Linked DNA regions of Homo sapiens: region 1 is linked to region 2. A link is a loop called in an ENCODE intact Hi-C map of the cell type or tissue named here. Cell type or tissue: MCF 10A. All regions are shown on one strand. Each heading gives the region's core, and the rest is flanking DNA. Links, peaks and the distances in the headings are about the cores only.

Region 1 (11,072 bases), core at 1,211-9,210, 120 kb after region 2:
TATCAGACAATTTTCTGGGGCTCATGAGGCCTCAGTCCTATCTCAACTTGCACAGCATATACTCTTTTTTTGAGGGGGGATATAAATTCATATAATTATGTGATTCTGAATTTAGAATGATTCACAAAAATAATGGTTTTTTTGTCATCCCATACCATATTTTACTACTTTAAAAGCACAATATGCTGGAAAATGGGATTAGAAAAACCTAGCATTATAACTTCTTTCATTTTCATATTCTGTAAATTGGCAGTAATAACTCATAGCTTTTGTGGGAGGATTACAGAGAGGATGAAAATAAAATATCTGGTGCACAGAAGGTACTCAATTCATCTTAGTTTGGTTTGTTTTTCTGTTTTTTAAATAAAGATACCAGTACTTCTATAGGACAAATTTGAGGTGGTACAAAAGAAAGGTGGAATTTTAGTCATGCTGGATGTGTACTTCGATCAGCAGTGTTCCCTGCTGAAAACAACACTGTTTTAACAGGGTCTTGTCAGCTCTGTTGAGACTTTCTTCAGTGATGTGTAATATCAATAGAATTGCCCCAGCTGGGCTCAGTGGCTCATCCCTGTAGTCCCAGCTACTTGGGAAGCTAAGGTGGGAGGATCACTTGAGCCCAGGAGTTCGAGTCCAGCCTGAACAACATAGTGAGACCCCATTTCTAAAAAAATAAAAAATAAAGTAAAAGTGTCCCAATAGCAAAGAAAAGGGAGGCAGTTTAAGTCAGAATTCAGTGGTGTTAAAGCTAGGAGTCAAGTTCTCATCATGGTTTTGTATAATTAGAGTGATTTTGGTTGCAGGGATCATCTTACTAAAATGGTATTAATCATGACACTTGCCAAATCTCATTCTCTCTCTGTCTCTGTCTCTCTTTGCCTCTCTGTCTCTCTCTCCCTCTGTCTTCCTCTCTCTCTCTCTCTCTCTCTCACACACACACACACACACACACACATGCTCTAGTGTAAAGACAATTGGTAAATTCATGGAAAGATTTTAAGAAAAGTTAACGTATGAGCATAGTTCTTAATATCATATTTATCAGGAATTATTTCCAAAGATTAAAGAAAAGACAATTTACCATCAACTCGGCCTGATTCAGGACAGACTTTTCAAGCATTTGGAATCAAATTTGAATTTAAGACCAAGGTAGTTTCAAAAACTTGGCTGTCTTGAGTTATCATAGCTACAAGCATGTTCTCACACTGAGACCCTCAACCCCCATCTTACAGTCTATCACAGCTCAAGTAAACAGCACTCCCCACGGCTCACCATATAACTCCCACAGTGTGCTGGTTAGGAAAGAACACCCAAGGCCTGGCAGAATGACAGCAAACACTTCTCCTGTTTTCCCCAACACTCCAGGGATGAATAGCTGCTCTCAAGGTCAGATCTCATTAATAATTACATATTTTAAAAAATTTAAGCAGTTTTTTTCTGCATGACCTTTAATAAAATGGCACATAAGTGATAAAAGCAGGGCATCCTAATAACTCAGAGAGCCACAGGAAACAGCCCAGAACCTGCAAAGGACCCAGCTCATCATGGTCAGTTGACATAATGTTCTGAGTAGAGGAATGTCTTGTTTCAAACAGTCAAACAGTGGCAGATGGAGTTCAGAATAGATGCTATGAAAAATACCCCTAGTCGCAGAGGAGTCCTAAGGAAATTTCAGATCACTTGCCCTGCCACATCTCCATCTATTTTTGTCCGGCTGCACTTGTGGTAACTATGCCACTGGAAACCCCCCGTGTCCTCAGCTATATCTGCCATGCTCCTCTGCTGGCAGCTGGAAGCTTCTGGAAGGAATGTGCCGAGGTCCATTGGAATATCTGCTGACATTATGTTTCTTGTTACTGGAGTCCCAACTCTCAAATCAATGAGTCAGGGTGAAAAATCTTAGGGCAACATACTTCTAAATTGTCATATGAGTATTTGACCTCAAATGCTTCACAAGGGAATCTGTAGGAATTGGAGGGGTTACTAGCTGATATATTCCCACAGAAATGAGTACTTGAATGTTTTGACAAGAGGGGATCTGTAAATGCCTTCTACTTTATTGCAAATTTGTTTTCCCTTTTTTTCTTTTGTTTTTATTTCTTTTTTGTTTGTTTTTTGGCTGGTTGAAGACTGCTTGTCTCTTTTCTGGGGACTCAGGGTACGATCATAATGGGTATGATTTTTATTTTTTAAATATAAAATTATAATATCGAATTTGCTTTACATTGAATATCTTTTTTCTTTTCTACCATTGGATACATCAATGTATAATTTTATATAATTTTCATATACATTTCAGACAATGTAGCTCAAGAGATATGTGGGAGATGATACTGATGTTTTTACATTTGTCCAAAGAAAGATTGAATGAGAAACTTTGATGTGGTCCATATCCTCATTTTATTGGCGGCTCAAAGCGCATGTTACTTGAGAGGTAGAGGCGCCCATGGTAAAGAACAATGACCCAGGGAGAAGCTATCTGGAGTTTGACACCGTGACGATGGTACCTGCCTCCGAGTTGTTTGAGAGTGGCAACTGAGAAAGCATTTGGGAAAACACACGGTTTTTTGCTGGGGTCTAATAGCCGTGAAAACTCAATATACGTGCTTCCATTTACTATTCAACACCACACAAGGAAATATAGGTGAGTGAGAATTGAAACCCGTATCTACACAGAAGACCTGGGAGATGACCTGAATGTTTGCAGAGTCTGAAACATAAACTAGAAATGTTCTCTTGAAGACAACTCAAGTTCTTGTGTTTTGTCACCCTTGGCTTTTTACTCTGTAAACAGAAAAATACTCAGTTATTTGAACTTTCTTGTTACTGAGACTCTAGATAATTAAAGTTTCATATATCCGTCTGGAAAGATAGACATCAGGTACCTTGTTACATGGTGCTTTTCTTGATGGCTATGTGTTTAGTAACATCAAAAGCATGTTTACTAAGCAGGGAAAGGAGAGGCTGGATTGATGTTGGAGTCAGACATCGCTCTCCAATCTCCTCAGAAGGGTGCGGTGGTTTAAGTGTGGCTCAGAGAGTCACTGGAATTTGGAAACTCCCGAATTAAAGTAATAAGCATGTTGGGATTCAAATTTAGGCCGAAGAGAGAGGTTTGTCTGAGAAAACTCAACACCCTATGATATCTACAATTCTGCTCTTTGATATCATTTCATTTTGCAGTTTCATAAGGAGTCTGTGAAAATTCAGTCTCAAGTCAAATAAAAAGATTTTAAAAACAAGACTATATCTTGAAACTGTTTGCAAGTGTTACCAGAACTGGTGGTTCTGAATACTGGAGTTGAATTTCTCGCAGAGTTTCTATTGTTAATTTCCACTGTTAGTTTTACAATTTTGTTCTAGAGGCCTGTTCTGGCCCAAACCTGACCAACAGGTTCCCAATTATGTGTAAATTGAAAACGTGAAGGAGAAACAGCCGGCCATGATTTAGTACACATTTTCATGCTAAAACCAAACCAAACCAAACCAAAACAATGCTAGAGATTGCAGAAACAGAGTGTCTGTCTAGGAACACTGGGATACTTGTGTTTAAATGCAGGCAAGCAGACATGTCACACATGATTCCCATCCACCATCTCCATCCAGAGAGCCCGTGGTGAAGATCATCCCATAAATCAGAGATGGAGGATTTCGAGGCTGATGAGTTTCTCAGAGCCCTTTTGCTGATTTAGATATGGGTTCTGTCTCTCTCCAGTTAAACACTTTCTATTCTCCATTTCAGGATTTGGGGAGATTAGGATTTGGGTGTCTTACCAGGTTCAATACTGTGTACATGCTACTGCTGCTGCTGGTCACTCTACATTTAAGCCTTCTCATAATTCCTTTGATTAGAATTCAGACAGCTTTTTGTGGCCATAAAAAAGAACTGAAGTCATATCCTCTGCAGAAACATGGATGGAGTTGGAGAACATCAGCCTAAGTGCACTAACTCAGTCAGAAACAGAAAACCAAATACCACGTGTTCTCACTGGAAAGTGGGAGCTAAATAACCGGTACACATGGACATAAAGATGGAAATAACAGACACTGGGACTCCAAAGGGAGGAAGTTGGGTGGGAGGGCGAAGGCTGATAAATTACCTCTTGGATACAATATTCATTATTTGAGTAACAGATATTATAACAAGCCTAATCCCCACCAATGCAATACACTCATGTGACAGACATGCACATATGCCCCCTGAATCTAAAAAAAATAATTTTTTTAATATCTAAAAAATATTCATATAGCTTTTGATTTAAAATAAACAAATATTTTCTGATCAAATTACTTTTCTTCATTTTTATTTGTTTGCTGTCTCCTGCTTTGTTGAGCCCAAAAGAAATGAGTTTGCACTGTTTATTTTTTATTACAGCCTCTGCCCCATTTATGCAAACTGGCCCTCCTCGGCCTGTTCTTTTTTTCTAATTTTTCTCTAAGAAAAATGAAGCACATCGTGCCAAGAAAAATATTTCCTTTACTGAACATCTTCCAAGAATCTGAGTTTTTGCTTCTAGTTTCTAAATTATACTTCAGAATCTCAGGAAGCCTCCACATTCTATCTCAACCTTCCATTTGGAAACCTTAGTGCCTTTATCTTTGCTGGAGCAGCAGTTTCCAAATGTCAAGTACAGTTTATTTCATTTTAAGTAAAGGATTTCAACTTAATATCTTTTTTCAAATCTTTATATCTCTTGGCCAAAACTATAGCTCTCCCTTTAATGATTCTTAGATGTGAGTAAGCCTTTTCCCAGGCTTATCATGTAATTACTGACCCCAAAGAACTCTTCCCTGCTCTGCCTTCCCCCACCTCTTTATTCGTCAGAGCTGAAATATCATAGTGGCTAGAATTCCATTCGGTTGATAACATTTGCTCCTAGTGGGTGTTTACCACATGATGATCAAATATTATTGCCAATAGAACTCGATGACTTTGAAAAGGTTTGCAAATCTAGCTGCAGTATTTGAAATTCAAAAAGAGACACATTCATGGATCCTTTTAGAAGGACATAACCTTCTCCTTCTCCAGCACGTTTTCTGTGTGTTTGGCTAGCATGGCAAGAGCTCCCACAGAAAAGGGAGAGATGAAGGAGAGAAGATGGAAAACCCTAAAAAAAAAAAAAAAAAAGACAGAGGCCTAATGGGCAAATATCCAAGAAATGAGGCAACTGTTGGAAAAAGGCAGTCGAACTTTGAGGATTAATCATTCCTTGTCCTCATTTACATATTGCTCATTCTTTGCTTTGAGCCCCTAGCAGGCTAATGTAGACGAAATGAGATACCTTCCTCAGCACTTCTGTCCTGGTGACATTCCTATGATCTTCTCGTGGAGCAGGGACACTGCTCCTCCCCTGTGTTGTCACTGTGGGCACAGCCACTTCAGGACCTACGCCTTTATACCTGATGCTATTGCAGATGGCACATCTAAAGAATGTTGCTTTAAATTTACCCCCTTCAAAATAAGTCTCCACTGGCCGGGCACGGTGGCTCACACCCGTAATCCCAGCACTTTGGGAGGCCGAGGCGGATGGATCACCTGAGGTCAGGAGTTCGAGAGCAGCCTGACTAACGTGGAGAAACCCCATCTCTACTAAAAATACAAAAAAATTAGCTGGGCTTGGTGGCACATGCTTGTAGTCCCAGCTACTCGGGAGGCTGAGGCAGGAGAATCGTTTTGAACCTGGGAGGTGGAGGTTGTGGTGAGCTGAGATCATGCCATTGCACTCCAGCCTGGGCAACAATAGCGAAACTGTCTCAAATAATAATAATAATAATAATAATAATAATAATAATAATAATGTCTCCACTTTCCAATGGATTGTTAGAACATAGATGGAAGGATAGGATCCTCTGTGCTTAACATTCCTGAGGCTGAGCTGTCTGCCTATTGTCCTGTTTTGGTTTCTGTAGTGTGTGCTTCTCAAATTTGGTTACATGACCTCTGGGATATGAAGCAGTCCACAGGATAAATGGCATCAATTTTCCTCAAAAATGTGGGAGGGTGGGGGAGAAATTAAAGCAATATAACTTGTAACTTAAAATGTTTCTGTAATAAAAAGCACAATGGTTATATATTCAGGTGGAATGCAGAATTCCCACTTTCTGTAATAGAACACAGGCTGCAAGGATGATAATAATGTTCAGGAGGTTTGCTTAGAGATGCTTTTCTGATGACTTCGGCAAAAATATTTCAGTGACACTGACTTAAATCAGCATGGCTAAATGCACGTCTTTAGTTATACTTATTTATTAATGGGTGGCAGGTTAAATAACTCTTTTAAAAAAAAGTTGTGATCACAAAGGAGGGAAAAGAGTTTGATGCTGGAGGAGCTGATGTTTCTAGAGGCTGATGGGTGATAGAGATCCACTGAGAACTGTGGGGAGAGAAGAGTTGTTCAAAGAATAGAACCTTGAGAGTAATTTTCATTAAAAGAAAAAATCTACGCCCTCAAATCCCAGGAGCTGTTCCAGTGAAATGAGATCTTACTCCTTTTCATGTACAGTTTCTGGTGGTCTCTGCTCTGCTGTATTTTTATCATTATTTTACTTAATTGGATGTGTTAAAACATTTTCTAATACTTTTTGGCTAAATGTACAATTGCAAATGGTTTACTGAGTTCCTTTGTGATCTCAGGGCCAATTTATTTTCTCTTCATGGAACACAGTGTTGAAATTAAATGTCAATTGAAAGTACGATCCAATTTACAAAGATTTATACTAGATTTCCGCAGAAATTTTATTTGCATTAAGCAAGGTGGCCAAGAGGTGCCTGGGCTTTCCTCTGTGGCTGCTCCCGCCCTCCCACACGGAGGTGCAGGGCTGCACAGGGGACAAAGGATGACAGGACACTCTGCCCCTCTGTGTCTCAAAGTTCTCTTAGGTGGTGTGATTTGAGAGGTACCAGGATTTAGGGGGCAGCCTGTGACCCTAGTTCCTCTCCTGCTGATGCTTCATTCATTCCTTGAAGCTTCAATCAATCCTCTTAAAAAGAAAAGGAAACAAAAAAATTTATTAACATAAATATGTGGAATATATGTGGACTTTGGTGTTATTGACAAATATGGTTTGTATTTCTGATACACCACTTGTAGCAAAGACTTTGTACAAATTGCCTAATCACTTTGGATGAAAATAAAGACTCAGGCTGAGACAGGACTGAATGGTGGTTCTCACCATGCTCCTGGTAAAGGCTGTGTCGTTCTCTAGATATGAAAATAGAGAAGTTTATCAGGCTCTCTTTTTTTCCTGCCATTATAGAGTCACATACTGTTCAGTGGAAGAGGAGGATGAGTAGGAGGAAAGGAACTGGCTCAAAGGCTACGGAAGGATTCAGAAAAGACTTGCAGAGACTAATATCTCAAGGGTGAAGCTTGAGCTGAAGTTTCCATTAAAAGCTTCCATTGAGCAATGACCATGCCAATACTTCATATAGTAGTTTATTGATTCCTCACAGGAACACGATGCAGTAGATATTGTCATGATCATCCCAGCTTTCCAGATGGAGAAATGGAGGCTTCACGAGTTGAATTGGCATGTCTAAAGTCAGCCTGCTCATAAATGGTGAAGCTGTGAATTCAAATCAGACAAGCAGGTGTCCGAGCTTCTGGCTGCCCTGCTGCCACGCTGAATAACGACTGGCCACCCCAAAGTGCCTTCAGTCCCTCTGCAACTGGTTGGCCCAGCAATGGCAGGTGGCCATTTTTGTCTATGTCCAGTGACACCCATGAACTGACCTACTGATGTCCAAAGACAGGAAGACAGAGGAGGAGATGGAAGGATGGGGAGGGCAGAAGGCATGACATGGATGAGGCAAGAATAGCTGGAGTGAGAGACCACAGAGATCTTGGGACCAGCTGGGGCCCTGTTCAGTGTAAGGATCAAGTAGAGTCATAGAGTCACGGGACCCAGCCACGGGAAGGAGCAGGCTGAGGTTCACATTGGCACCTTGGCCCTGATTTGGTCAGAGTTCCTGCAGGCCTGAAATAGAGGGGGAAAGGAAGCCTCCATCTGTCAGAAGCGCTTCCACAGTGGAACTGTAAGCAGCCTCAGGTTTCCTCCTGGCTTCTCTAGTGTTTTCTTAGCACAGACTGCCAATTTTAGCTGTTAAGGAAAATGTATTTTTTTTAATGGAAGGACTTAGATTCTTATTCTTTCTAAAGGTTTTTGTTCATCTTTTGTGATATTCTTGAACATGCTTAGCCTTTTATTTTATACAAAACTCACCCTCTCGCATACATGGAACGTTAAAGTTGTTATAACAGATTATAGATGGGTGTTTTGTTTGTTCTAATGTGAAGTAAGAAATGCATTGGGATGGTGCATTATTTTATTATGATGTAGCTACGTCACATAACAATAAATGTTGGAAAATAAGGGAAATATTAATAACTTCAAGTTACTAATATAAAGACTGTTATAATTTTGGTCTTTTCCTTCCAGTCTATTTTTTTCATATACATGTCATCATAGTATTTGCATAATTTTACACTTCTCCTTTTTTCACTTATTATGTTGAAAGTATGGTTCCATTTGGATACATAGTCCTCATGTTATCATTTAAAAATACGTAATATAGCATTAAGTAGCTACAGCTTTTTCTTAACTATTCTATTATTGGAAATTAAGTGGTGAGGCAAATTTTGATTAATAATATTTGTGGCATTAAAAAAAGACATTGTGACTTTAAGGTAGAAAGCAAAAAATTCTTTGTTAGCTACACTAGACAGCTGATACAGAAATGCTTGTGAAAATAAAACCATGGAATCCTTCTATGGTAACTACTGTTTTTCTTTCATAAGTTACTAGAAATTACAAACAGCTTGTATTTATTGATCACCTACTATGTGTTTGGCAGTAGTTTAAGTGCTTTACAATATTAGCTAATTCATTTTATCCCCACCCTATTTAAGGAAGGCCCTATTTACAGCCTTATATCGATACACATAGATAACACCTCTGAGACACAGAAGGCTGAGTTATTTGCCCAAGTCTATTCAGCTAATAGATGACAGAGTAGGGAACCAAACTTATGCTGCCTGGCTCCACAGTTTATGTTCTTACCACTGTGTTTTTCTTTTATTCTATATTATTTTTCAATTAACAAGTAAAAATTATATATATATATTTATGGAGTACAACATGACATTTTGGTAGATGTACACATTGTGGAAGGGTTAACTCAAGCCATTGGATATAAGCATTACCTCAGAAACTTACCATTTTTTTTTTTTTGCAGTAAGAAAACTTAATGTCTTCTCTTCAGAAATTTTCAAGGTAACATTACATAATGTGTTCTTATTTTTTGCAGTCAAATGAGGTGCAATAGATCTCTTGAACTTATTCCTCCTGCCTACCTGAAATTTTGTGTCGTTAGATCAACATCTCCCAACCTCCCCACCCCAAACCTCTGGTAACCACCATTTTGTCCTCTCTTCCTATGAGATTGACTTTTTTATACTCCATATATAAGTTGGGTTATGTGGTATTTGTCTTTTTGTGCCTGGCTTATTTTACTTAATATGATATCCTCCAGGTTTATCCATGTTGTCACAAATGACAAAATTTCTTTCTTTTTGATGGTTGAATAGTATTCCATTGTGTATGTACAGCACATTTTCTTTATCCATTTGTCCACTGATGGGCACTTAAGTTAATTCCATATCCGGGCTATTGTAAATAGTGCTGCGATGAATGTGGGAGTGCAGGCATCTCTTTGATATACTGATTTCCTTTCCTTTGGATAAATACCCAAGCAGGTGGATTGCTGGATAGTATGGTAATTCTATTTTTACTTTTTTGAGGAACTTCCATGCAGTTTTCCATAATGCTCTACTAATTTACGTTTTCACCAACAGTGTACAAGTTTCCTTTTCCTCCACATTCTCTCCAACATTTGTCACCTTCCATCTATTTGATAACAGCCATTCTGACAGATGTGAGGTAACATCTCATTGCGGTTTTTGTTGTTGTCATTGTTGTTGTTTCTTTCTTTTTTTTTTTGAGATGGAGTCTCGCTCTGTTGCCAGGCTGGAGTACAGTGGCACGATCTCGGCTCACTGCAACCTCTGCTTCCCAGGTTCAAGCGATTCCCCTGCCTCAGCCTTTTGAGTAGCTGAGACTACAGGCGTGCACCACCACACCCGGCTACTTTTTTGTATTTTAGTAGAGACGGAGTTTCACTATGTTGACCAGGCTGGTCTCAATCTCCTGACCTCGTGATCCACTGGCCTTGGCCTCCCAAAGTGCCCCAAAGTGCTGGGATTACAGGTGTTAGCCACTGTGCCCAGCCCTCATTGTGGTTTATAATTTGCATTTTTCTGTTCATTAGTGATGTTGAGCAGCTTTTTCATATACCTGTTGGCCATTTGCATGTCTTTTTTTGAGAAATGTCTATTTAGGCTCTTTGTCTATTTTAATATCATGTTATTTGTCTTCTTACTATTGAGTTGTCTGAGTTCCTTATATGTTTTGGATATTAGTCCCTTATCAGATGCATGGTTTGCAAATGTATTTTCCCATTCTATGGGTTATCTCTTCACTCTGTTGATGGTTTCCTTTGCTGTATGGAAGCTTTCTAGTTTGATTTGGTCCTATTTGTCTATTTTTGCCTTTGTTGCCTGTGCTTCTGGTATCATATCCAAAAAATCTTTGCCTAGACCAATGTCATGGAGCTTTCCCCTTATGTTTTCTTCTAGTAGTTTTACAGTTTCATGTCTTACATTTAACTCTTTAATTCACTTTGAATTGATTTTTGTATATGGTGTGAGATTAGAATCTAATTTCACTCTTCTGCATGTGAATATCCAGTTTTCTCAGGAATATTTGTTGAAGAGACTGTCTTTTGCCCAATTTTGTGTTCTTATTGCCATCTTCATCAAAAACCAATTGGCCATGAGTATGTGGATTTATTTCTGGGCTCTCTATTCTGTCCCATTAGTTTATGTGTCTGTTCTTATGCCATCACCATGCTGTTTTGGCTAACATAGCTTTGTAGCATATTTTCAATACATGTAATATGATGCTTCCAGGTTTGTTCTTTTTGTTAAGGATTGCTTTGGCTATTTGGGGTCTTT
Region 2 (11,072 bases), core at 1,782-9,781:
TGGATGCTGGAGGGCACAGTTGGTCACTAGTTCTGGAAAGCTACTTCATGCCATCGGTGAATTAGTATCAGGGAGACAACTGCCAACTCTATCCTACTCCGTGATTTGAGAATTTTGACAATGCTCTCCCTTTCTTAGCCAGCATGGATTCTTAAAATCTTAGTATTTAAATTTATCCTGCTTATGATACCCAGTATAGAGCTGTATTCCCTTCTTCTAGTACGATTTAACAACATTAAATGGCTCTACTTATCCAAATACAGTTTAATCTCATGATGATAATGACATATCATTAATGGGTTTGCCATAATAGTTGTTGGATTTGTGGTACCGTTTGGAAGAAACTGCAATAAGGACTGAAGACCACATTTAATAGAAAGAAGTAAATATCACTAAAGATTTAAGGAAAGTAATTACAGCTGCAGAGTCACATGGCCAAAAATAAATTATATATTCCACTCTACGATAATGTTTTAAACAGTATTCTTCCTACCTGCTACCTTGTTATTTCATGCAAATGGTCATATTTGAGATAAGTAGACTTTAAGAACAAATGAAATAATTGCAGAAATCAATTGTATAATATATTTTAGAGCTATTGATGTAATACTGAAGAAGAAATGTGCTAGTGCAGACCAGAATTTGAGCAAATCCTAGTCACAAAAAGTTAGCATGGCTCTGTGTGTCAGCTTTACAATTAGATTCCTTTAAGAATTTCAGCAACCTCTTCTGTCTCTTATGGGCAGAGGCCATATTTACTAAGACAAAAATTGGTATGCGAGGGGTAAAGTGTTTGAAGATGAAACGCTACTAGAGAATCGGAACATACAGTAGCTACGCCTCTGGAAGACCATCAGAACTCAAACTTTAAAAACAGTGGCAAACATAAAATGCCTCAACCAATTCAATCTAATTTCACCAAATATTATCTTTTCATTTAATTTGGAAAATACCCACTTTATTAAGAATAATCTTTAAACATCAAATTCAAATTTCACACTATGTGAGGTTATATATATTATGTTCTTCAAAGTGTGGTCTGCATTTATAGAATAAACTGAAACTTTCTTGTATGCTACAGAGTAAATCATAAGATTGCATTAACTCTGTGAATCACACACACACAGATAGCAGACAAAGAAGAAAAAATACAGTTGATCTCAATTTGATCTCAAGAAAACACAGTATCTGTTCTTATTGTCACTTTGCATTCGATAAAATAGGAATATCCAAAAAAAATTTAAAGACTAATTTGAAGAAATTTCTTTTTAGACAAGAGCAGTGGCTCTCATCTCAAACTAATTTTCCTACTTTAAGCTTTTGCAATTACAATATTGTCCTGAAAATAAGCAGACATTATTTAATAGTCTCTTTCAACAACTCTTCCCTTAAAAAAATACAAAATAAATCCATTGGTACCATTTCAAACTGGGTCCCTAAATATTACAAATCCCTTTATTCTCTCCCTCCTCGCAAATTACATCTAGTCTAGACCCAGAATCACTCAACTAAGCAACATTTCTGTAAGATACAAAACCCTCTGATTTATTAGGAAAAGCTTGAGGGTCTATTAATACTTCATTAAAACCCCTACGTAGTATTTATAGCAACAACAGAAAAAAAAAAGTATTGCCAATTAGTGGGTAAAAAATGAAAGCAAATAAAATGCTTATGAACATATAAAGCAAAAACATAAACCCATGACTTGGTGCAACGATACTAGCTTAATTTCTTAGAAGCCCAAACTTCTGCATTCCTGAACTGTGACCAGGGGTGGTCAGAGAGTGCTGAGCGGAACAAAAGGCCTCACTGTCACTGGTCCATACTCTTAAGCTGAGAGAAGGAAAAGCCTGCTGTGTCACACAGCACTCCCAGGCAAGAACTGACTTTGAGCCTGAGAAGCTTCCAGAGCCCAATTCACAGCATTCCTTAGACATGGTCTTTCTCATGCAGAGGCTGAGGTGGATTTAGCACTTCGTGGTTTTGCTGAGACTGGAATCTTTGTTATTCTCCATGAGGTTTGCACTGAAGACACAAATGATCTCAAATTTAGACACAAAAAGATTGTGAGAGACCAAGTTAGAGAAAGAGAACCAAGAAAAAGCTTGTAAGAAATTTTAAAGTGAAGCGCTAGACGTTTATTGACTTGTGAGGACAGTGATGCAATCAGAACAGGCAGGAAGGTCTGTTTTGCTTCATTGTTTTGATTTGGGTCTGAGTTCCCAATAATTTATAATAATGCTCACATTCTGTTGAAACAGCTCCAGAAATTGTGTTTATAGAACTCAATAGTGGAAAGAATTCCATTGGTCCTATTCGTGTCTTTTATCTGAGAGTAGCAATGAGGATTAATAAAAAACACGGCTCAGTAGAAACCTTATTAGTCTACCAAGGGTGAATGGGCATTGGCCAATTTGTAAAGGGAGCTAAAATTAAATTCTTAATATAATCTAATGTCAATTAAGTGCATATAATAATGACCACCTTGAAAATTATTTAATAGTTAAAATATAATCAAATTACTCTGTTCTACAAGTGTAGCTTCCTTTACTTTCTAATTAAACATTATTTTATGAATTTGAATTTCCCAGATGCCTGGAATTTTTTTTTTTAAGTTTTGTAAGCAAGGCTTCAAAAACGGAAGGTACTTTGCTATTTCTTATAATAGAAAAATTGGCTTCTTGTCTTAGCAATCACCAATTATGTTTATAACCCTAGGAAATTTCAAGGACAGAAAATCAAGTTAAATCAGAAAAGAAAATTATACAGCAAATGTTATGGCTTACACAATTACAAAGAGACAGCACTATTTTATTTTGTGATCTATGACGCTGCTAGCAGGGAGCAACTGCTGTTGCCAGGGCTGGCAGTTCACTCTAGGGGTGGACACCCCCGTAGAGAACCAGTTTGTATGTGCCCACAAGTGGGACAATATTTTCTTCTTGTTGATGCAATTAGCACAGAGAATTTTGCCTTTCTATACTCCAGCTCCAATAATATCAATTTCCATGTATATTCCTCATGGCCATCATTTTCCAGTCTTTAAAATTATGTTTTCTGATCCCTTCTAAATCATCCTAAGTCACTGAGCCCTAAATTAAGATGCTGCACTTTAACAAGAGACAAATTATTAATACCTCCAAGAAGAGCGATGGCCTCACAATGAGGTCATGGAAACTCCAGTTTCACAGTTGAAAAACAAAAGCATTTCCTTTCTCTTTCACCTCTTGGGATTTTTTTTTTTTCTTTACAAGAGATAAAAATCTGACAAAGGGAAAATATTAGGAGCTGGCTATGTGGAACCTGACGTAGATTAACATTTCTCTGTGTTTCTTTGGTGTATCATTTTCTATGTTTCATTGAAAAATTTAAAAAATTGTCTTCTCTGAAAAATTTTAAGCAGTCAGTTATTTTGTTTTTCAATTAAAAAAAATCATACATTGCCTCCCTCTCTCTATTCCATAAATATTTCTAGGGTACGTTGCTAGGTACTGAGATCAGAAAGATAAACCCTGACTTCTGCTTTCAGGGAGGCTGCAGTCCAGTGCAGGGGTAGGGGTCAGCTACAGAGGAGTAACATCATAATTACCTTTGGAAATAATAAATTTATGGCTCTAACTGGCCCAGGTTTTACTGGTAGCATAAAGGAAATAATCTAGACCCAGATTGGAAGAAAACACGAAAAGGTACTAAGGAAGGCTTTCTAGATAATGTCAAGTGCTATGTTTTAAATATGTCCCTTAAATTTTATGTGATGAAAAGTTAATCCCCAAATTCATGTGTTGGTGATATTTGGAGGTAGAGCCTTAGAAGGGTAATTAGGATTAGGTAAGGTAATCAGGGTGGGCCTCCACGATGGGACTGTGGCTTTATAAGAAGAAGAGAGACCTGAGCTGGCACACTCTTTCCCTCTCACCATGTGATGTCCTCCACCATCTTGTGACACAGCACAAAGGCCCTGGCCATACACAGCACCAAGCACTTGGACTTCCCAGCCTCTAGAATCATGAGCTAAACAAACTTATTTTCTTTATACAGTATCCAGTCTTTGACATTCTTTTATAGAAACAGGAAACAGACTAACACAGTAACATATGACCCAATCTCCAAGGACTATAGTACTTACCAGGTGAAGATTGGGGAAGAGGCTCTTCAGGCAAAGGAAGTAGGATGTATAGAAAGGGAACAGAGTGTGATGGCTAAGAGGCATGAGCTGTATTGTGGAATGTATATTTTACCACAATTTTTAAAAAGCAACAGCAGCAGCATTGGGTTTTAGGCTGACATTACCATACTTCACTTGGGCCGATTAGTTACCCTGTATCTCAGTTTCTAAATCTGTAAAATTAGAAGCAAAAAAACACCTACCTCATAGGAGTAAACCCTAGGGGCTTTAATACATGTAAAGCATTTGGAATAGTGCTTGCTTTATAGGAAGCACTCAGTAGATGTTAGCAATTAATACCACGCACACAGACCCAGAGACACGTGAGAGTAGGCACCCAGTAAGGCATGGGAGTTTAAGTTGCCTTCTCCAAAAGGAAAAGTCCAATAGACAGAAGGAAGGAACCAGAAAAGAAAACTGAGTTGGAGATCATCACAAATGCCATTTTGAAGATACCCCTTTTTCCTTCTTGGAATCCTCACTGAACTTTAAATGTACACTGAGGGTATATTTTTGAAGCTACCTACACTTTACTATTTGAGAATAACCTGTCAGTGAAAATTAATTATGTTCTAATTTTTAATTTTAAAATAGAACACTCATTTTCATTAAAATACTCCTTTTCAAAGGGCAGACTGATTATATTACTACTCTAAATATGTCATCTATACCAAGGCCTGAGAAAGAGTACAATCCTGAATCTATGGATGCTAAGCATTCCCCAAAAATCTGTTTTTGCATACATATAAGCTATCTCTCGCTCTGTGGATAGAGTGATGCTATACTCTAATGCCACATATTATATGGAAGGAATGGTAAGAATACAATGTGAAAAAGCATGATGAGATCTTCCCATTTAAAAAAATGGTATAGAAATGTTAGAACATTGGAGACTTGAGTTGATTAACATCTCACCTTCTTCATTTGAAAAATAAGGTTAGATGTTTTCTATGGGTCCTTGGGGCTCAAATGTCCTATAAACTGATTGCTGGACAGGTTATATGCAATCAAAGCAGACTATAAAACCCTGGGTAAAGGAAAATATCTCTCCAGTCCAGCATTTTGTCAAACAATACTACCAAGGAATATTTGTAGGAGAGAGAGTAATATCTGGCTTTTACATTTCTAACTTTCCTATAAGATATGCTATTAATTTGCTACCTATAATTTTAGCTAGCCTTTCTTGAATTTCTATTTTTAGTATACTATGGCCTACTGAATGGATAACATACAAACAGATCAGATCACTTGTTTGCACTGATTGACTTTTAGCTCAAACATTTTTGTCTAATGTTATGATTTTGACTTTTAGCTCAAACATTTTTGTCTAATGTTGTTATGATTATATTGGTCAGAGATGTGCTAGAAGCTTTATCTCCAACCTTAGAATGAGGATAAGCAAATATGCATAAACATATTGCATGCATAAACATTTACATAAACAAATATGTTTTGCCTCCATCTTGACACACAAGACTAGTGACTGACGGTCTCCTGTGCAGATCACACAGCCACAGGGGAATGCAAGGAAGGCACTAGAAACACAGACCAAACTCCCATTTAGGAAATGGGCCACAAACTGTGGATGTGAGGGTTTAAAAAAGGATTAATTTCCCTTGTTTTCCTATTAGTCAACAATTTGTATAATTTCCAGTAAACATGTGGGAAATACTGAAAGACTTTGGTTTCCTCTCTGTCTTCCTTGAGAAATGACTAGAAGACAGTACCTTCTTGGGCCCTGACCTTGTTAAATGTTGATTGCCAACATTTTTCACTTCTGAAAACAGAAACATCCTATTCATATGGTATTTTCTGGTATGCCCAGAGTCCTCCCAGCCTCTCCTCCATCAGCTTTCTCACATCAGCCAGAAACATCCAAGCCACAGAAGTTGCCCATCATGGCAATGCTGCCCAGAAGTGTCCTGATTCAAGGAGACAACACAGATGGCAGCCTCCAACACAGCAGTCACTCGAGCCAGGCCCTATTTTAGCCATGTGCTATTTTTATACTGAACTTGCCCTATACTTGTTCAAAGCTAATCTCTATGTACCAGAGAAACACTCTTAATACTGTGAGAGCTCTCTCCAGGTATACAATATAGTCATGGTATCTATAAATGTAAAGATACCCTGGATGTAAAAGTTTCCCGGAATAGGTATTGATGCAGTAACTGGTTCGTTGAACCGAATATTTGTTGATTTAGGTTGAATCTTGTTTGGGAATGTGGAGATTTCTATTCTAGGGGTGGTGTCATTCCAGGAAGGCAGAAAATCTCTAACTGGATCTCCTTCACCACTTTCACAGCAAACGGTGCATTCCACAGCACCTGTGGCCATGAGCTTGAATGCAGATGACCAGGTTTGAGATGGCCTCCACAATATGCTCTGTTATTAGTAATATTTTTGCATTCACATAATTACTAAAATGCCTAAGGCAAGCCAGTGTTTCATTAGTGTCGAGTTAAAGCCTTCCCCCTCTGCTTACCCCATGTGCCTTTGGTGCACAACACTGGATACCCAGCTGGATCATCCAACCACAAGCCAAGGTAAACACAGAAAGTGTGAGTCACTGGGGGTAAGAGCTATGTATGTCTCTACTAAATGTGAAGTCCGAATACTGGCACTCTGGCTGAACCACTATGATTCCAGCATATGTTTATGATTAGTAGCTATTAAATCAGCTACTTCCAATGTGTAAAGTAGTTTCTACCAGTTATTTGGGTATTTTTTCTGTGGGGAAGCATGAACTCTTCAAGAGCACTAAAAGAATTTTTTGCTTGAGTCTGATTCTTTCAAAATCAATGCTTTAATATTTAATTCAATATTTTAATTACTTCAATAGACTATATGGCATCTATAGAGTTGAAGACACCCTCCCAAAGTGAGGCACTTTTATTAACTTATTTTAACTGCTTTGGCTGAAACAACTGACATCTCTTTGACAACTGGTCTGTTGAGCCAATCCCATCCCACAAATTAAACCCTGCCAAACATATCTACAAAAACTATCACTACTTCCCTTGCCAATCTCTAAATACATCCAACCTGAATTATTGACTGAATTATTGACTCCCTCTCCCTACCGTCTACCTTCATCTATAGACCAATATACACACATCACACCATATCCACATGTCCAACTCAAGTATCATGTCCTCCATGAAGCAAACCCTGTTTCCTCTTTAGAGGATACAGTACTAAACAAGAAATGGTTCCCAGTTCTCCTGGGCTCCAATATAAGCTCCTCAAGCACAGGAACTCTGTCTTGATTAGCTTTGCTCTTTCATGGTGGCTTCAAGAGAAGATATTTGATTAATGTTTGCTAAAAAAAAAAAAAAAAGAAAATAAATGGATGAATGAACTGAATATCAGAGAATCTAGAGGTCTCTATTTTCTCAGTTAAAATTATTTATTATTCATTCATCATACATATATAATTTTAAAACAGACTTAGACAAAGTGTTCAATATACAGTGCTGTTTTTTGTTTCATTAATCAATCTACTTGCCAAATGTATAACTCTCATCCTTTCTTGGCTGACCCCTGGTTAAGTTTTCAGAACACTACCACATGAATTCCTATATCCGTTTCTCTCTCTTTCTCTTTCTCTTTTATTCCTTTAAAACACATGAGCTAAGACAGTTTCTCCAAATGTCAACATGACACTATATTTGAAGTAATGTGACTCATATCCATCAGAATCTGTTAAAGACTGAATTGTCTGGACTCTTCACTGATTCCTTGTGACCTTGAAAAGTTACTACTCTGAGACTCAGTGTTTTCACTTAAAAATGAGAGATTGTAACAGGTGCAACCCCAGGTTCCTTTCAGCTTTCTGTATTCTGGAAAACTAATTCTCTGTATTTTGCTAGGATAGGCTTGCTACACAAGCCTCATGAGTAGGCGGAGTAGAAAGCTGTCTAAAACAGGAGTCAGATACTATTATGGCCCACAGGCCAAATCCAGGCTACTACCTGTTTCTCTAAATAAAGTTTTATCAGAACACAATCAACCCTATTGGTTCATGTAATGTTTATGGTTGCTTTCTCGATAACAACAGTAGAGTTCCCACAGAGAAAATACAACCAGCAAAGCCTAAAATATTGACCCTTCGCAGAAAAACTGTGCCAACCCCTGGTCTAAATTATGTGCACTGAGGTGTGTGACTTCCTGCCTAAAGAACATTCCGTTCTCTGAATGAGACCTGGAGTCTCACTATTAGAGGTTTAAAGAAATGTATATATGCTTTGGGAAGGTAAAACACCTTAAATGCTGAGAAGACTGTTCCTTGGTAGAACAAAATGATCCCTTCGTGGATCACTACAGGGAAAATAGAAGGGCTCCAGGAAGCCAAAGTAAATTGATCAGGCGCAAAAATAAACTTGCTTACATCCCAATCTTGGCTGGGTCTACAATGGAGAAATGAGTCTCCAGATGCAGTGTCCTGGGAGTAGAATCTTGAGTTCGGTTTTCTCACAGTGTGATAGGTTTTACTCTAAACCTGCTTCCTTGCCCAGCCCCTCTTAACCCAACAGCCAACAGCTGCCAGACAGCTGGATGACAATTGGGTACAATAATAGGATAAAACCACTAAATGGTCTGTACACATTATTGGCACTTTCAGGCTTCTATGAAATGATGTGTGTGAACCTCAGAAACCATTATGATGAGCGAAGGAGCCAGACACAAATCATACATGCTGTGATGGCTTCCACGAACAGGCAATGCTAATCTGTGGTGACAGAAGTCAGAAACGGGTTGCCTGGAAGGAGTAATTGAAGGAACAAAGTGCATGAAGAAAATGTCTGGGGCGAGGGAGATGTTATATATCTTGTTTTGGATGGTAGTTACATGGGTCAAAAATCATGGAACTGAATATTTAACAGTGCACTTTACTGTAGAGGAAGTATACCTCGATTTTTAAACTGACATCACTAAATAAAGCATTTATTTTTATTTGTTTGTGGGTATGGCTTCAGAAATCCTGGAGGTCTTTAGATTCATGACCATTATATAATTTTCCCTCCATGGTAATGGATAAGAAGATGAAGTGAAGATAGAAAGGTGAAGAAGAGAGAAAAAAAGGTGAAGAAATGTTCCTTGGTGGAAGGAAATTCCTGTCAAGCCTCTAAGCCCATTTTCTTCCCAGGCACATTCTTGCAATATGTCATCAGATATCAGTTTTAGGGCCTAGCATGTCAGAGGACACTCAAAAGCAGAAAATGAGGAAAAAAAGTGAAATAGATTTTTCCTCTTAAAATGTATGTGTGTGTGTTTTATTGAATTATTAAAAACACAAGGAAAATATTCAACAATATGCTCCCATGTTTCTTGGAACTCTCCACTTTAATTTAAATTCTATTAAATTTTTCTAATTTTGTGCCAAAAAGAGTATAAAGTATTTTAATTAAATGAAATATAAACATAGTTAAATTAAATATAATTAAATTAAGTATAAATGAAATTATTAAATCTAGCACATAAAATATTAATAAAATTTATCTTTCAAAAAAGAAGTTTTTCGTGAATACTCTCTTTAACTTTGAAAAACATAAATAAAATAAAGTGCCATAGCATTCTTAAACACTACCTAAAATTCCTATTAATTAAGTTGCCAATTCACAATCATCTGAAAAACAAAAATCAGTTCAGCTTATTGGACAGGCTACATTTTTCAAAGAAAACCTTAAACACAAGCATCTTACTAATATATTATCTGGACTTAGGTAGCTTAGTTGAAATAAACCAAGCTCCACTTTGAGTAATTGAATGAACTAAAATTAGGTAACAATTTCATGCTACTGTACAGACAGCAAAAGTACCTGAGAGATCAATTAAATAAGTACAGTTCAATGAGAGGGGAGAAAGGTGTTATCATAAAATTAGCACAGGTCTAAAAATGTGTTTTAGTTAAAAATCTAGGATTATCTCATTACCCTCACTTCCAACTTAATAATAGGGAAAAATAGAATCTAAGCATGAGAAAAGACCCTTGAGGTCAACTAATGGAGCCCCTCATAATCCAGATGAAGAAATTGGGTATGTCACTGAGTACAGTCTGACCCTAATCATTTTACTCAAAGTGCACATTAAATGGTCTCTACTCTCCCACCCTCATCTCATATTTCAGGGTATCAGCAATACCAGCATCTGTGGTTACATGCTGCAACGCCTCTTCCTTACGCTGGTTCTTTGGCCAAAAACACTCTTCCAACTCTTAAAATCCCCCCTACTAACTCATGCTCACTCTTTAGATTTAATTGAGCTATCGACTCCTCCAAGAAGTTTTTGTTAACCCTTCTCTCACCAACCCGAGCCCTAAACGTTAGTTACATCTTCTCTGCTTTCCCAGAGTATCTTATGCTTTTTTTTTCAATCATTCATTCATTGAACCATTCACATACTGAGTGTCAATTCTGGGCCAGTAGGCTAAAATGCTAAGGATACAGAGATAAGAGACAGTTTCTGTCCTCAAGGAGTGGAACTCTGGATGCAGCTGAAATTAATCATGAATACATTTCTCACTTAAGGACCAGCTATTAACCATTTTTGTAGCCCCAGCATCCAATATCACATATGGCATAGAGAGGTTCAATAAACATTTGTTCAATTTCACTTTTTATTTCAAGAGTCAGAGCTTAAATTCTTCTTGTTTTAATGAGTGAAATGACTCAAGTAAAATTTAATCTTTTAAAACACTGGGGGATATATTTACTTTCTATTAATTATCTATCCATGCTGCACTCAGTTTTATGTATGAAGCTATGATTATTTACAATTGTTGCCAGTTTGATTTTTTATTATTCTTATTTCTATGCATGTTATCAATAGTATATACTATCCTATGAATAAAGGTTAATTTAGTGTATTTTCTCTCTCAGGGAAGACTTTGTAAAGGAAGGGATGC

The links. Hi-C counts contacts between places; a loop is a spot of excess contacts. Peaks named below come from ENCODE experiments on the same cell type or tissue, not always from the same donor. Only the 100,000 strongest peaks of a DNase experiment are listed, where the experiment ranks them.
Region 1: a loop joins it to region 2, with 3 times the contacts of the local background. A loop is called at or near these places in 5 of 110 quality-filtered maps.

The regions. Positions count from the first base shown.
Region 1 is chr18:6,618,595-6,629,666 of GRCh38, reverse strand. The region is part of intron 2 of LOC107985176 (a long non-coding RNA gene); the gene reads left to right. Among named protein-coding and RNA genes, the nearest start is that of ARHGAP28, 110 kb to the left of the region's middle. In MCF 10A, for the core only: no CTCF peak of the experiment used is centred there; a DNase peak (open chromatin) is centred at 5,196.
Region 2 is chr18:6,743,505-6,754,576 of GRCh38, reverse strand. All of the region lies in intron 1 of ARHGAP28 (Rho GTPase activating protein 28), which reads right to left. Among named protein-coding and RNA genes, the nearest start is that of ARHGAP28-AS1, 19 kb to the right of the region's middle. RefSeq lists enhancers at 1,464-2,039, 2,040-2,615. In MCF 10A, for the core only: no CTCF peak of the experiment used is centred there; a DNase peak (open chromatin) is centred at 6,706.